Regions from separate parts of the Mus musculus genome. Here region 1 is linked to region 2. The links are chromatin loops, found by intact Hi-C in ENCODE. Cell type or tissue: heart. All regions are shown on one strand.

What was found. Peaks named below come from ENCODE experiments on the same cell type or tissue, not always from the same donor. Only the 100,000 strongest peaks of a DNase experiment are listed, where the experiment ranks them.
Region 1: it touches region 2 in a loop (5-fold over the local background); 7 of 42 quality-filtered maps call a loop at or near these places.

Annotation. Positions count from the first base shown.
Region 1 is chr8:123,947,124-123,955,123 of GRCm38, reverse strand. Nup133 (nucleoporin 133) reads left to right here and starts at 5,859. Exons shown (of 26, transcript NM_172288.2): 1 at 5,859-6,126. The coding sequence starts at 5,948. Abcb10 (ATP-binding cassette, sub-family B (MDR/TAP), member 10) reads left to right here. Exons shown (of 13, transcript NM_019552.2): 12 at 367-401; 13 at 549-2,665. The coding sequence ends at 816. In heart, a CTCF peak has its summit at 4,813; a DNase peak (open chromatin) is centred at 5,843; H3K4me3 peaks cover 2,404 bases; H3K27ac peaks cover 1,676 bases.
Region 2 is chr8:124,016,884-124,024,883 of GRCm38, reverse strand. Taf5l (TATA-box binding protein associated factor 5 like) reads left to right here and starts at 3,487. Exons shown (of 5, transcript NM_133966.3): 1 at 3,487-3,695. Urb2 (URB2 ribosome biogenesis 2 homolog (S. cerevisiae)) reads right to left here and starts at 3,387. Exons shown (of 10, transcript NM_001368414.1): 1 at 3,358-3,387; 2 at 1,286-1,424. The coding sequence starts at 1,411. It overlaps Mir1967 (microRNA 1967), which reads right to left and starts at 2,243; the gene lies at 2,162-2,243. In heart, a CTCF peak has its summit at 4,305; a DNase peak (open chromatin) is centred at 3,453; H3K4me3 peaks cover 3,164 bases; H3K27ac peaks cover 2,650 bases.

The DNA of each region.
Region 1 (8,000 bases), 70 kb after region 2:
TCTCCAAACACACCAGGAGAGTTCAATTCCCAGCACCCACATGGTGGCTCACAACCACCTGTAATGGGATCCCATGCCCTCTCCTGGTGTCTGAAGACAGTGACAGTGTACTCATGTACATGAAATAAATAATTCTTTAAAAAGTATAATAGTTAGCTTTAAATGGTTTCATTACTCTTTATTTATTTCTCTTGGGACGGAGTACACAAAGGTCAGCAAACAACTTGTCAGGTCTAATGGTGTGGCGTTCGGGCTGTCAGGCTTGGTGGTTAGTGCCTTTACATACTGAGCCTCAGCTGTCCTCTCGCTGTCCAGCGCTGTGTGTACTGAGAAGTCATTTTGATTCTTCCACTCTTACTTTTTCAGAACCCCAAAATTCTTCTCCTTGATGAAGCAACCAGGTGAGGTTATCTTTGTGACATGTGTGACAGTGTTAGTGTATCTAGTGTGCGTGTGTCCAGGCTGGAGGGCGTCTTAGCAGTGTGAGCAACCATGTATACAGCTCTGTCATCTCTGCTTCCTCTTGTGTGTGGCCTTGTCTGTCACAGTGCACTGGATGCCGAAAATGAGCACCTGGTCCAGGAGGCCCTTGACCGGCTGATGGAAGGGAGAACCGTGCTGATCATAGCCCACCGCCTGTCCACCATTAAGAATGCCAACTTTGTTGCTGTCCTTGACCACGGAAAGATCTGTGAACACGGGACACATGAAGAGCTGCTCCTGAAGCCCAATGGGCTTTACAGAAAACTGATGAACAAGCAGAGTTTCCTGTCATATAATGGAGCAGAGCAGTTCCTGGAACCTGCACGGGCGTAGCCTGCAGTGCAGGTATTGGGTAACTGAAGCAGGGCTGTGACTCTATCATATACCCTGTCCACAGACAGAAACAGAGCAGCAGCTACCCGTGGGCTGAGAGACCTTAAAACCAAACAGCATTGCAGAGAACAGGGCCTGGAGGCCGTGTGAAGCCTGGGAGCATACTTCAGTTATTTGAAATATGCCTCTTTCCACAAAGAGTGCACAATGTCATTTTACGATGTACCTGTCCTCCCAGACCTTTCTTCAGTTGTAAAATCGTAGCTCTCTAAATGTCTAAAGCGCTGAAGTGACTGCAGGGTTCCAGTGTTTGCTAGCCAAGCAGAACACCTCACTTCCTGTGTGTGCTGTCAGAGTCGAGTTGTTCTCAGGTGACAACTTTAAAAAGGGAATTAGAAACTAAAGGCCTAACTAATTTAAGCCACTGACGCACCTACCTAGGGCCACTGAGGGAAAGTTTGACGCGTCCATCCTCCATTACCTTCTGGCGTCAGAGTTCTGGAGCACTACAGGGCTGTACCTGTCCAAATGTGCAGTGCTCACCATCTGAGCACCAGAGTCTGATACATTTTGCCAAAGGAAGAAGTCCCGTTCTGTAAACTGGAAAGCTTCTATTTTTTTATTACCTCCTTGTTTAATGACTCTTTTTGAGAAGCAAGGTACAGATAACCAGGCGTTATCAACAGAGGTGGATGAAAATCCATGGCGCATCTGTTGAAGCATGTATTTTGAAAAAAAAAATACCCATTTTAAATATGTGATTCCCAGGTATATTGTAGTTTTATATTTTAAATTTTTATTAATAAGGCTGAATCTGAATAATATAATTTTCAGCCTTGAGTATGATGACTCTTGCAGAGGCAAGGCATCAGAAGGAACATCAGCCTTTGGAAAGTATCACAGTTAAGTCACATGTGGTCCTGCTGCTGAGACTCTAAGTCCTAGAAACCTTCAGGAGTCACCGTGTGGCAAGTGTGGCTGCCCTTCCAAGCACCAGAGAACATCTAACTGCAGAACCAAGGCTAGGAGATGAAACTCTGCTGGGTCTGGGGGGAAGGAGGCTCCTGAATTGTTTATTGTGTAGACATGGATCCTGTGAAGGAAAAACTTAAACCCGAGGGTAATTGTTGCAGCATCCAGTTCATGTTGACGATTTCAACAGTCATGAAATAAACCACTCTGGTTTCCAAAAGAAAAAGTAGAGTGGCTCACACCCACCTGAGCTTTAAAACCAGCCAGCGCTTGAGACTTTGTTTCAAACAGAGATTGGAAGAGTTTGGAAGCCCTGCTCCATGGAGTGCATGGAACCTTAACTGGGAGCTGCCGGATAAAGGTACCCTTGCTCTCTGTGCTTATGGTTTGTCACCTACAGTGTCACAGCTCTTACAGCAGTGACAGTGGCTAATGAATATGAATTTGCTCTTTTTTTTTTCCTTTGGTATCAGTGCTGTTAACTGGATGTTGCGGAGGAAGTGGGTTTTTTGTTTGTTTTTTTGCTGGTGATGTAGAGCCTGAGACACAGCTACGCTGAGAGGTAGTTAAATGGACACACCTGCCGTGCCTCTTGATGAGAAGCAGTGTCACCACTTATGTTACCTGGGGAACCGGGTAATGAGCATGAGGCCCCATGGATGTGTGTGCAGGTCTTGGGGTGAGTAGGCAGCACACCTGTGACGGTCACCTTCCACTGTCCACATCTGCTCAGCTCCTTGCAGGGTGTCCTCAGAACTCGGAGTTGTTGCAGATCAGACTGGTGAGAAAGCATTATGAAAATTGAATTGAGTCATCACGTTTTCTTTCTTAATATGGTTAACATTTTATATCAGATTAAAATTTATAGTGAACTTAATCTGTGTCTGTGTGTTATGATGCTGAGGTTGACCCGAGGTTCTCCACACATGCTAAGTGCTTTACCACGAACTTACATTCATGCTTCAGCCTCATGGCTATCACTTCTTTTAAAATTTGGTAGTCACTTTATTTTCTTTATTTTTTCCCCTCTAGTTTTCCAGACAGGGTTTCTCTTTGTAGCCCTGGCTGTTCTCAAACTCTGTAGACTAGGCTGGCCTCGAACTCACTACTGCCCCTGCTGCCTCCATCCACATATTAATTTCTTTTTTTTTTAAAGATTTATTTATTATTATATATAAGTACACTGTAGCTGTCTTCAGACACACCAGAAGAGGGCATCAGATCTCGTTACAGATGGTTGTGAGCCACCGTGTGGTTGCTGGGATTTGAACTCAGGACCTCTGGAAGAGCAGTCAGTGCTCTCAATCGCTGAGCCATCTCTCAAGCCCTAGTTTCTTAATAAAATTTGTTATAGAGACTCAAAAAAACTTTTTAATCTAACATGTCATATACAGAGTATTGACTTTGTGTTCCATGCCTTTCCTTATCTGAGACTCTCATGTGTTTGCTATTTATTAGTGTCTGTCCAACTACTCCAGCCCCATTATTATTTCCTGCCCCACCATGAGCACAGTGCTGTGGCCTTGACAAAGGATTCAGCAGTGTCTGCCTTCAGCCCTCTCTAGCTTATGGAGAGAGGCAGGCAAAGTCAGTACAAAGCAATCTGGCAAAGGGCTGTGGCAAGCAGTGTTTGGGGGCTGCTTTGTCTCAAGCACTCTGCACACATTACATCTGGTGCTCTGGTAAATCCCACGATGTAGACAAACACTTAGGTCACATGTACCCAGTGAGGCAACTTTGTCACTTGTCTTAGCCTCTCTTTGCTGTAATAGCATGGCAAAGGCAACTTCAGGGAGAAAGTTCCTTACTGTTCCCAAGAGATTCAGTCCCTCCTGGCTGGGAGGACACTGCGCAGGGTCAGGGGACAACTGAGTGGGCCTCCTCATCTTTCAGTGTTTGACGCTAGATTCTCTGCCATCAGGCTAGCTGGCCCTAGAACTCTAGGGTAGTTTTATTTCTGCATGCTACATGCTTGGCTTTTATTTTGGTGGGTTTTTATTTTAAATGTGTCAGGTGCTTTGTCTGCATGTCTGCCTGCAGACCAGAAGAAGGCATCAGATTGTGAGCTTCTATGTGCGTTCTGGGAATTGAACTTGGGACCTCTGGAAGAACAGCCAGTGCTCTTAATTGCTGAGGCATCTCTTCAACCCCTTATTTTGGGTTTTTTTTAAAAAACATTTATTATGTGTCTGTGAGTATATGCCATACCTGTGCAAGCCAGACAGTTATGCACACCTCCAATCCCAGTGATCAGGAGGCAGAGGTAGGTGGATCTCTGGAGGCAGGGTTTTTCTCTGTGTAGCCCTGGCTGTTCTGGAACTCACTTTGTAGACTAGGCTGGCCTCAAAGTCAGAGGTCCACCTGCCTCATAATGAGCAATTCTAGACAATCTGAAGCAGCCCTACATCCCACACCCGGGATTAAAGTGAAGACATATTCTTATAACATTTCTGTGTTTAAAGAAACCAAAATTCAGCCGGGCGAGGTGGCGCACGCCTTTAATCCCAGCACTCGGGAGGCAGAGGCAGGCGGATTTCTGAGTTTGAGGCCAGCCTGGTCTACAAAGTGAGTTCCAGGACAGCCAGGGCTACACAGAGAAACCCTGTCTCGGAAAACCAAACCAAACCAAAACAAAAAAGAAACCGAAATTCTCCTACACTGCACTTTGCAAGAATTAAAGGCTCCATTACGCATGCGCACGTTTCTCCTGGACTGTGGACTGGAAAGCTGCTTTCTCTCATCCTTAGGGCAGAGATGACTCCTCCCTTCCATGTTCTCTCTCCCCCTACCCCCTCCCACTGTATTTACTTCTGATATGCCTAACAACCTTGTGTCCATAATGGTCTCTCAGGTAATTGGGTTTGTTTGTTGGCATTTGAGACAGTGTCTCATGTAGCCCAGGGTGGCTTTGAACAACTTCTGGTCCTACAGAGATTATAGGTGTGTGCAGCCACACCTGGCTCAAGTAGCTACTTCTAAATGCTTTTCTTTTTTTTTCCGAGTTCAATTCCCAGCACCCATGCTAGGTGGCGCACAACCCCCCTGTAACTAACTTCAGAGTCCAATGCCCTCCTTCTGGCTTTCTGAGCTCTTAAAAGATCAAAACTGCCCCAAGGAACTCGATGCCTCTATCAGCAGGAAGTAGTCTACGGATATCGAAGCCCCCTTTTCCTCTAGCCTTCTTTCTCCTACCTAGTGTTGGGGGGTTGAGAGGGAGACAAGTGGTAGAAATAGGAACCCATAAAGTGGTCAAAAGTCTGGCTACAATGTTGTCTAAGTGGGACACAATGAAAAAACCGAAAAGGAAAGGCCACCCGAAGTAACAAGGGACCTCACAAGTTCAGCAAGGGTCCCTGGGCAGTTATCAGCCCTGAATATTTACAAACTCTAGTACAGCCTCGGGCTAATCTCAGTTCACTGTTTAGTAATGTGGGGAGCAGAATGGAAAAGACACCCCCATACACACACTACGGTCTTCCGAAACAGCCGCAGAGGACTAACAGAACTGTGTGCACGCCTGCTATCGGCTTCTACTAGGGTCTGGAACTTCAGGGGCAGCGATGAGAGTGAACATGCCCGGGGACTGGGGGCACTGTCATTTCCGAATCTCCGGCAGTAGGACAGACCCATCAAAATGCAAGCTGTGCCTGGAAAGCAAAAAGCTGCAACCCGCTGCAGAGCCCAGACAATCGAACGAAGAACAAGCCTGAACCGATCTGAATTAGGTTGGGAAAAACTGTGAGCACACCACCGCCGCCCAGAGCGCGACTTCCTCAGCTCCGCCCACGGGCGCCTCCTTCCCCAGCCCACGCTCGCCGCGGAGGGTCAGCTCCAGCCGGAGACCGGCGCTTCTGGCAAGCTCTCGGTCCGGAGCACTGGATCCACCGCGGTGAATCGGGTCGCAGGACTCCAAATCGCCTGCCCCGCCCCTCCCCGGTACTGGATGTGACGTCAACAAAGCGCTCCCAGTTCCGACCTTGCCCCGAGTCTCGGCGCCGATCTTTGACGTCATTGCCATGCGCCTTCCCCTCCCTACTCGCTGAGCGCCCCCTTACGTCATCTCTAGGCGCCTTCCCGCCCCTCAGGTGTTCAAGCTCCGGGCGCGCGAGGTTCTCGCTATTAGCCCGCGAGTGCCGCTTCCTCCACGCTCTCTGCAAACATGTTTCCGAGCGTCTCCTCTCCGCGAACCCCAGGGCCGGGGACCCGACGCGGTCCGCTAGTCGGGATCGGGCCCACGTCCACGCCTAGAGCGAGCAGGAGGGGTCTGTCTCTGGGATCTGCGGTTAACTCGCCCGTGCTGTTCTCGCCCGCAGGCCGGCGCAGCTCGGTGAGCTCACGGTAAGTGGGGGTTCGGGGACCAGCGGGGTCCGCTCCACAGCGGGGAGGTGGAGCCTGGCAGTGGGGTAAGCTGCCGCAGAGTTCGAAAGTACTTCTGGTCATTCTCGCGTTTTATTGTCGCTGCTTAATGGTGGCCCTCGTTTTGCCCGTTCTCTGTTTAACTCTTTATTGGACCCATGGATTCACTCTGTCTCCGCGCTACAGAAAAGAATGAAAGAACCTTTTGAGCACTACGCTTGCAAGGTAGGAACATACTTCAGATTATTGTAAAGATTAAAAAGTCATTTCTTTATTATGTTGACACAGGTCAGTGTCGGGCTGCTGTTTGTTTAAAGTTGTGGTTTGACTCTGTGGCGTTTGACACGAGTAACATTTGGTCTGGTGTAGTCTTTTTGTGATATAGTGTAGGAATGCAGCCTGGAACTCAGTCCTGTCCACTTTGGGACAGCCCATGCTACGTACCCTAGGCTGACTTTGCTCAATCCACTTTTAAGATTCTTCTATTTCAAGCATGCAGTAGCTTGTCTGGCTACCATCATTTTGTTTAACACTTCCAGCTTTAAGTCAGGATCTCAGCATCTCAGGATTCAGTACACCTATCTGAGTCATGGTAAGAGCCTACAAACCTGGCAAAAATGTTTTCTCAGTGCCTAGCAAATGCTTATTACTACATACTGATTGGCAGTTAAAGGACTTGGGCCACAAAATGTGATGGTTGTGACTAGGTTACATAAAAGCACTTTGTGTGTGTGTGTGTGTGTGTGTGTGTGTGTGAGAGAGAGAGAGAGAGAGCGTGCTTCACTAAAGATGCTGGTGTGCTGCCAAGTCCACATGTATAGTAGAATTGTTACCCTCCTCAATGTAATTAACACGAAAATTCAGAATTGGGTTACCTTTTTCTAGAAGAATTTCTTCTGTTCATCTTTCAAAAGTGAATTTCTGGGATGGAAAGATGGCTCTGGGGATAAGAGCACTTGCTTTTCGATATCTATCTATCTATCATACAATCATATATATATATATACACATATATACACACACACACATATATGTATATATGATGGGTTAAAAAGATAGTAAGATGCATATATGTTCTGATACATCATTTTTGCTCAAAACAAACAAAAAAACCAGTAAATTAATCTCAAAAGTACCTGACAACTATTGCCTTAAAATTATTTTAAAAGGTATTGCTGGACATGGTAGTACACAACTTAAAATCCTAGCACATGGAAAGCTAAGGTAGGAGGACCCTGGATCAGAGCTAGTCTTGGCTATATAGTTCCAAAGCAACCAGAGACACACAGTGATGTGTGTGTGTGTGTGTGTGTGTGTGTGTGTGTGTATGTTTGTGTGTATGTTTGTGTGTGTGTGTGTGTGTGTGTGTGTATCTTAAGTGAATTTTTTTCTGCATGAAAACAGGAAATACTGAGTCTAACAGAGACTTATGATTAAAATGTATGAACCTACAAGTCTTGTGATAATTCAGAGAGTAACTGTGATGCTGAGAGCACACGTGGGACCCTTGTTTTTGTTTGCTTGTTTTTTGAGACAGGGTTCTGGAACTTACTGTGTAGACCAGGCTAACCTCAGGCAGATATCACAGAGATCTGCCTCCTCTCTGTGCCTGGCTTTCACTTTATTGTTTAAGAAGAACCCTTCACAGTACTGACCTCAGAGGCAGAGGTGTACTCACTTCTAATTTCTGAACTCAGATGACTCAGGCATGGTGGTTAGTTTTTTGTGAACACAAACTAGAATCATCTGAGTAGGGGGGAGCCCAATTAAGAAACCCCCACCCCCACTCCTGAGATGACACAGTGGTTAAGAGCACTGACTGCTCTTTCAGAGGTCCTGAGTTCAATTCCCATCAT
Region 2 (8,000 bases):
AGCAGCACTTCAGTCTACAAGTTCAAGATGAGACTGAGCAACACAGCAAGATCCTATCTGAAACCGATAGGCTGAATATGATTACACACGCTATTAATATCACTACTTGGAAGCTGAGGCCAAAAGGTCTCAATTCAATGGCAGCATGACAGGTATAGTGAAAGTATTTTTTTTAATCCTCACTTGTGTTAACATTATAATAATGTTTTGAAATCTTGAAATGTTTATTAAGGAAAAACAATGATGTCTTCATCTGGCCTCAAAGAAAAGTTTCAATAAAATTAACATTATTCAATGGTCTTTTCTAAGAGAAACACATAAATATCCACAATGTCCACAGAAGCAATCATATATGCAAATCAAATGGCAATGAGGGATAATTAAAGAAAAAAAGGAATGAGAATCAGAACATTCGGACATGTGTGCTCATTTTCCCAAGACAAGTAACTTCTAAGTCTCCCTCATTCAGGAAACACAGCCAAGGGGAACGGATGCACAAGTGTCTATGGGAGAAAAGGGCTTTGGACACATGCAGTTTCCATTCCTGTAACAGTGTTTTCTCAAGCACAATACACTGAGAAAAGGTGATGCTTCAGCTCGCAGAGCTGTGTGTATGAGTCTTCTGTGTGTGCCATATGTGTGAGATCGTGAAGATGGTGGTGGTGATGCTGACGATAAGAAAGCCAGGGCCTCAGGTGTGCTGGACAAACACTGGACTGAGTTGCCCTTGCTCACTTCTACTCTGCAGCACTGTCCGTAGGTGTGACAGACGAGCTGGGCTCTCGCTCAAGCCTACCAGGATTACCCTTTTGTTTCATGTTGTGCAGCGCTGACCAAGGAACTGCCTAGCTGTCAAGATGACTCAAACACGTAGTAGGTGTGGACACTGACAGGTAAGCTAACTGTTCTGCAAACCACACCTCGTCACTTCTCTCACAATTATAATACAGTCTGATACCAGCACTGGATGGAGGCCAGCCCTATTCCATGAGCTTGTCATCCTACCACAGCTGCACTGCCTACTTTTTAGCCACAGCAACTTAAGAAATCCCAATAGAACATCATAACTGGTACCTACCTGCTTCTAGCTTGCCCTCAGACTAGCACTTTCCAACTTCTCAACTTCCCGCCTAGCAATCCAAAAGCCCCACTGCTTCTTCACTGACAGTGACTGCAAATCAAGTTTTCTCCCCAACATGTCTTCTAATCTTTTAAATGTTAATATCCAAGCTGTACATGAAATTATTTTAGATCATAAAACGTACAAGTTCTACGTTAAACTTACTTGTTCTTTATTTGGTAGAAAGCACTGATGGGAAATCCAAGCAAAGTGAGCTAATTTTAGTTTATCTTCCCAGGAAGTTGTCTTGCTTTTAAGTTTAAAGGAAATACCAGAATAAACAGCAGCCATTGCTACACGTCTTCTACAATTAAAAAAGGAAAATAGTATTATAATAAGGCCTAACTGAACAGACACCAGAAAATGGACAGTATCTTTTAAAAAGAAAATTTTTTATGTATATGTGCCTGAGTATATGCACTCAGGAGTCCAAGAAGGTCAAAGAGGGCATTAGAGTCTTGGAGACTAGAGTACAGATAGTCATGAGTTAGGCGCCATGGAGGTACTGGGAACTGAGCCCAGGTCCTCTCTGAGAGCAGCTGTACTCCTAACTTTGAGCCACCTCTCCAACCCCTCCCTATATACCTTATTGGGTACAATTAGGAAGCAGAGGCCAGCCTAGGATACATGGTAAGATGTTGTGTCAAATATATAGTTAATTTGAAACTGGCTTTCATCAAAAGCAGGTAGACAATAGATTATAAGTACTCCTGCTGTGATCACACTTAGAGAATACAGGAATTCAATAAGGAGAAATCAAAGTGTGTAAATCACTCACAGGATGACAGTCACCATTCATGATTTAAGATCGAAAGAGATGGTTTAGCACAGCTTCAAAACTGTGTTGTGTAACAGGAGTAGCACTATTAAATAAGCAAAAAAGCAAGCAATACAGTACTTGAAGAAAATAATGCTTCTTGAAGTGAAAAAGAAATTAGGTGATGTGGCTGAGGAAACGGCTCAGCAGTAAAGAACACTTGTGACTCCTGTAGAGAGCCCGAGTCCAGTTCCTAGCACCCACAACGATCTGTAAGTCAATTTCCAGGGAATTCTGCATCTTCTCCCCAGGATCCTCATGAATGTCAGACAAAAGGAGCAAAGAGAGAAAGAAACAGAATTCAGGCATTAATTTCAATAAAAATGCTCTTACTTCTACTGTAACAGTAACTCGTCACACACAGCTACAGTAGACAAAAACCATATACAATCTTTAAAATCCCAAGTAACAAAGGAAAGGATACATTAACAACCTACACTTGCTATGAAACCCAGCTAAACCTTTTGAGTTTTTAAAAGTCATAAAGTTTGTTTCCATTATGGTAAACAACTTAGCTTAAACCCTGACAGAACATTCACCACGCTGCTGTGTTGAGGCAAGAGACTGTGCACTTTGGAAAGCTTACTACAGGCCTTCAGAACTGAGAGGCCTCCCTTCCTGTCCTCGCCCTCTGACTACCTCGGGAAGGGTTTAGGGCAGGGTTTTTCCACCTGCGGGTCACACGCCCACAAGATTGCAAACCAGGTATTTATTCACATTATGCTTCCAACAGTAGGAAAATTGCAATTATAATATAGCAACAAAATAACTTCATGGCGGGGGGGGGGGGGGCGTGTCACCACAACATGAACAAAGGGTTGCAGGATTAGGAAGGTTGAGAATCAATGTTCTAGGGGGCTGGAAAGATGACTCCGTGGTTAGGATTACTTACTGCTGTTCCAGAGAACCCAGGTTCGAGTCCCAATATCCCACATCTTGGCTCACAACCACCACTCCAGTTCTAGAGGAACGCCCCTCTTTTATCCTCTGCGGGTGTACATAAAACACCCATACAAATAAAAAGTTTGGTTTTGGTGGTGGTGGTGGTGGTGGTGGTGGTGGTGGTGGTGGTGGTGGAGGAGGAGGAGGAGGAGGAGGTGGTGGTTCTAGTTTATCATGATACCTTCAAATCCTACTACCTGGATCGGGGCTCCCTCGAGTCCGAGCTCCGTGTAGGAGATCGGGGTGCTCTCTAACGTGGGTCTCCCTCAGATCAAGGTTCTCTCAAGTGGAGCTCCTTCAGTTCGGGGTAAAGCAGTTCAGAACCTCAAGCAGGGTTCCATAGCGGGAACTCCCTCGGGCAGAGGCTCCTCCGATCCCGGCTCTCCAGCCGGTTCCCTCCTGTTAGGACTGGTGTCCGCATCCGCCAAACTGGCGCCTCGGCGCAGAGGAAACCCAAACTCTCCAACCGTCCGCTCACCTGGGACCTCCACGGCGGCGAGCCACATGTGAGGGAGGCGCTTCCGGCAGACGTTGACGCCAACGGCTCGGGGCGGGGAGGGGCGTCACGCAGACATCGCTAGAGGAGCGCCGAGCGCGCCCTGGCCGCGGCGGCGTCGCGCGTCCGCGGCCTAGCCCGGCGTGCCCGCTCCGTCAGGCGGTCATGGGGCGGCCACCGAGAACCGCGAGCGCGGGAGGACGTAGGGCGCGGGGACCCGGCTAGCCGGTCGTCGTACGGAGTCCTACGGCGGGCAACCGATACGGAAGCAGCCGGTGCCGGGGCGGCGGCGGGGCAGCGGGAGCCGCCTGGGATGTTCAGTGAGTGCGGGCGGGGCGCGGGACAGGGCGGGGGGGGGGAGGGGACGCGGGGGAGGGGCCTCGGGCGGGAGAGCGCGCGCGCGCGCGCCCGCCCCTGCGCAGTCCCGGCCCTGCTCGCGCGCGCGCGGGTCCGAGCGACCCCGCACGTGGCGGCCCCGGCTGCACGCGCCCGGAGACCCCGCGGCCCCGCCGGGCGCCCTCGCGCGGAGCCAACTGCGAGCTCACGAGGGCGCTCGGCGGAAGTGGGCAGCGGACGGAGGGCTCGCGGCTGCCGCGGGGAGACGCGGCCCCGCGGACCTCGCAGGCGCTGTGGCTCCGGCGTCGAGAGGTGAGTTTTCCCCTTCGCCGGGACCGGCAGGTGGAGGATAGCCTCGGGGCTCTGCCGGGAGTCCCGTCCAGTCCGACCCGCCCTATTAGAAAGTGAAGTAGGAAGGGAGTCTGCCTTTCTCCAGGTTACAGACTTTTTGGCTGTAACCTGGGGCTGAGTGTCACGGATGGAGTTGGTGACCGCAGAGACTTAGAGTTGCAAGCCGTGTAGCAGGCGAGCTTGCTGCCTCGGTTTCTTCTCCTGTAAAATGGGAGGGTAATTTAAGCCCAGACTCTGCTGGTAGTGGTGGCGCACTCCGTAATCCCCACACTCTGTAGGCTGAGGCAGAAAGATTGCTGCGAATTGTTGGCCATCCTGGTGTACGAAGTGAGTTCTGCACCAGTCTAAACCACAGAGTGAGACTTGGTCTAAATACACGTGCATACACACACACATACACATATGAGAGCCTTGTTTTATGAACTATAAAGCGAATATTAAATCAGAAAACCCAAAATGTCAGTTTGTGCCTTCAGTATTTGCCATCAGTAATAAATAAATTTGGTTCGTGTGTTTTGGGACAGTCTTCCAACTGTGAGATTTGTGTGTACTTCTGTCACTGAAGAGAGGCAAAAACCTCTTCTGACTACTTAGTAACTGGTTATTCTTTTTGTTACTCTGTCACAATCTATGAACAACATCTGGGGACAAAAGAAGGGGCTTTGCTTCTTTTCTGACTTGTTTTAGCTTGACCTTGTGTGACGCCAGCGCTGCTCATTGAACACTACTTGAAGTCACGGTTCCAGCCTTCCACGTAGCCAATCAGCATGTTAGCTGATTAACTTGCAGGCTCTCGTTGACATAAGCATCAGTGAGCGGTTGGCCCAGTGCTCCCCTGCAGTCCCGTATGGGATCAGTGGAGCATAGGGTGCAGGCTCAGACACTGTCCACGAGACTGCGTTCCCTCCCATTCAGGAACTGCGTGACTTTGGGCAAGTTGTCTGATAACTACAGGCTTCAGCGTCCCACCTGAAGCGTTTACCTGCCTAATAGAGTAAAAGCAGATAGTCTGTGGGAAGTACTTAAGATGGCGTCTTACTCAGCAGCGGAATGTTAAGTAAACATTAGGTATCAATGGTAGTGTAGGACTGGGATGGTGTTCCAGGCTCTGGGAGTAGAAGGGCAAAGACCAGGAAGCCATTTGAGGAAGAGATAGCCAGACAGAGAGAGCATCAAGGTTTGTTCACACCAGGTGAGCATTTGTAAGGGTGCCTCCTTAGGAGAGGGCTTGGCCAAAGCCTGCTAAAAGGTGAGGGAGCCTCAGTAAAGTGAAAATGGAAGTGGGTAAGCAGCATTCCAGCGAAACCTCGAAACCTCGAAACGACATGATGGGTTTTTTCACTGGGTTTCCTCCAGTGAAAGCAGTGAGTTTTAAACTGATGCATCACATTGGCTTTTTGGGAGGAAGGCCTGGAATGGAGTGGGGCTGGGTCGCAGTAGAGAGGCATCCCTGCTTCTGTACAGCTTCTAGCTTAGTACAGAAATTTTTAATCTGAATTTCAAAGCTAAGAGAACATTAAAACAAAACATGAAGGTACAGGTCGTTCTAGACAGTATTTCCTAAAAACCATGTTTTGGTGTGTGTCATGTACCAGGTTACAAAGCAGGTTTCTCTGAGAAGTCTCTCTGTGATTGGAGAATGTTATCCCATGTTGTGGTCTCTGCTCCAAGGCAGCCTTAGTTGTTGCTCCAACACCAAGATGGTCTTCAAGAGGGCATGCCAGGCTGGAGCAAGCCACTGGTGCTGGGTTGGAGCTTTTATTCAGTCTCACCAAATCAGTTATATAAACAAAACAACAAGAATTAATGTTCACTGAGGAGTACTGGGATCATGTCTCAGAGAACACTGTACAGATCGCACATAAAATACAAACTAATGTGGAAATGGAGGCTTGTTCTTGTTGACCTACTGCAACCGGCCATGACAAGGGGATGGAGATGGAAAGTTCAAGGTCAGGCTGGCTAGGAACAGAATTTAGGTTATCATGGACTACATAGCAAAAACTCTGACTGGGGGGAAAAACAACAAAAAAATACTGTAAGGGGTGAATGAAAATGAGCTCATCAATAGCTTGGACTGAGACTTGCAGCAGAGAGAGTAGATCGGGATTTGGAAAGGATGAAGTGCTGTGAGGACTGAGGGTAGCTTGGTGGTAGAGAGCTCGCCTGCATGGGAAGAAGGCCTTAGGCTTAATCCCTGTTGCCCACCCCCACTTCCACCTCTCTCCAAAAAACCTGTGTTGTCTGTGGTGACCTAGTAGGAAGACAAAATGCTTTGGAAAGTCAGTTATATGTCCATTTGGACTTCTTTTGATCCATGGTCTCCTGTTATCCACGGCTGGCCTGGGACTTACATGCAACTTTCCTGTCTGGTCTCCTAAGTGCTCGGGTTAAAAATGTGCCACAATACCCAGACCAAAAAATAGAATTTGATAATCTATAGTGGTTTAATGGACACTGGTTTTAAGATGTGTATAAATAGTTGGAGCACAATTGTACCACATTTGGTATTTATACTGCTATGCATGTCAGTGAACTTTTATATACGTAGTGTTTTGAATGGTGATGGCCCCCATAGACTAACTTGTGGTTTGTGAGTGTTTTTTTGTTATGTTGTTTACATTGCCTTGGCTGTACTGGGGCTCAACTATGTACACCAGGGTTGCCCGGCTCCTGGTGTGTGAAAGTGTGCATCGCAAGATGAACCATACCCAGCCAGCATGGCGCTTATGTTTGGTCCCTTGATGAAATTGTTTGGGAAAGGATTAGGAAATGTTGCCTTTTTGGAGAAAATGTATCACTGAGGTGTTTAAGGCTTTGAGGTTTCAAAAGTCCATGCCAGGTCTAATCTCTCATCCTCCAAAATGTGGATAAGCTGTAGCTTTCAGCTACTGCTCCAGTGCCATGCCTTGCTTGTCTGCTCCTCACCGTGATACTCATGGACTTACCCTCTGAAATAGTAAGCAAGCCCCCAATGAAGTGCTTGCTTTTGTCTGGTGATGGTGGTGACACTGGCAGCAATGACAGTGGTGCCCACCTTTAATCCCAGCACTCAGGAAGCAGAGGCAGGTGAATCTGTGAGTTCAAGGCCGGCCTGGTCTACAAAGAAAATTCCAGCACAGCCAGGGCTACACAGAGAAACCCTATTTCAACACATCCCTCCTCCCTACAAATACTTTTATAAGTTGCCTTGGTGATGGTTTCTCTTCATTAGCAATAGAAAAGTAACCAAGAAAATATAGACCCTCTTCTCTCCTGTGCTATGAAAACAGTAGTAAAGTAGAAATAAGATGCTTGTGGCTTTCGTATTTCTAGAAATCACAAAAGATCAAAAGCCTAAAATAAGTCCAAGCAGAAACTAGACAGCACTCAAACTTTTAAATCAGAATATAGTTCATGCTACCTGTCCCTTCAGAAGCCAGTAAGTGGGATAGGAATTGAATCTTAATATAGCTTTAGTCTGTGTTATCAGTCTGAGAAAGTAAAGACTTGTATTCTGTCTTAAAGCCCATCTCCAGCCAGCAGATTACATAAGGAAAGGAAGGGTTGGAGGCAATGTGTCAGTCACTCCAGAGCTCGGTCTTGAGCCTTTGGTCAGCCACAATTCTGAGCCTTCAGATGCTCTGCTTCTCTCGTTGTCTCTCCCTCATCTCATTCTGTGGGTGTTTGAGCGTTACTTCTTGATATGCAGGGTCAAATTAGTTTCTGCTGGTCTCCACTTTGTACTCTCCCAGGAACATCTGAGCTCAGGACAAACTAAACATTAATAATATAATGTGCACCGGATCCCTTTTACACTATGAAGGATCCATGCCTTTATAATACAGAATATGAAAATACTCTTTCAGTCCTGCATTGCTTTTTCTTTTTGAGACGGTTTTTAGCTCTGGCTATTCTAGAACTTGCTATGTAGACCAGCCTGTGCTTAACCCCACCTG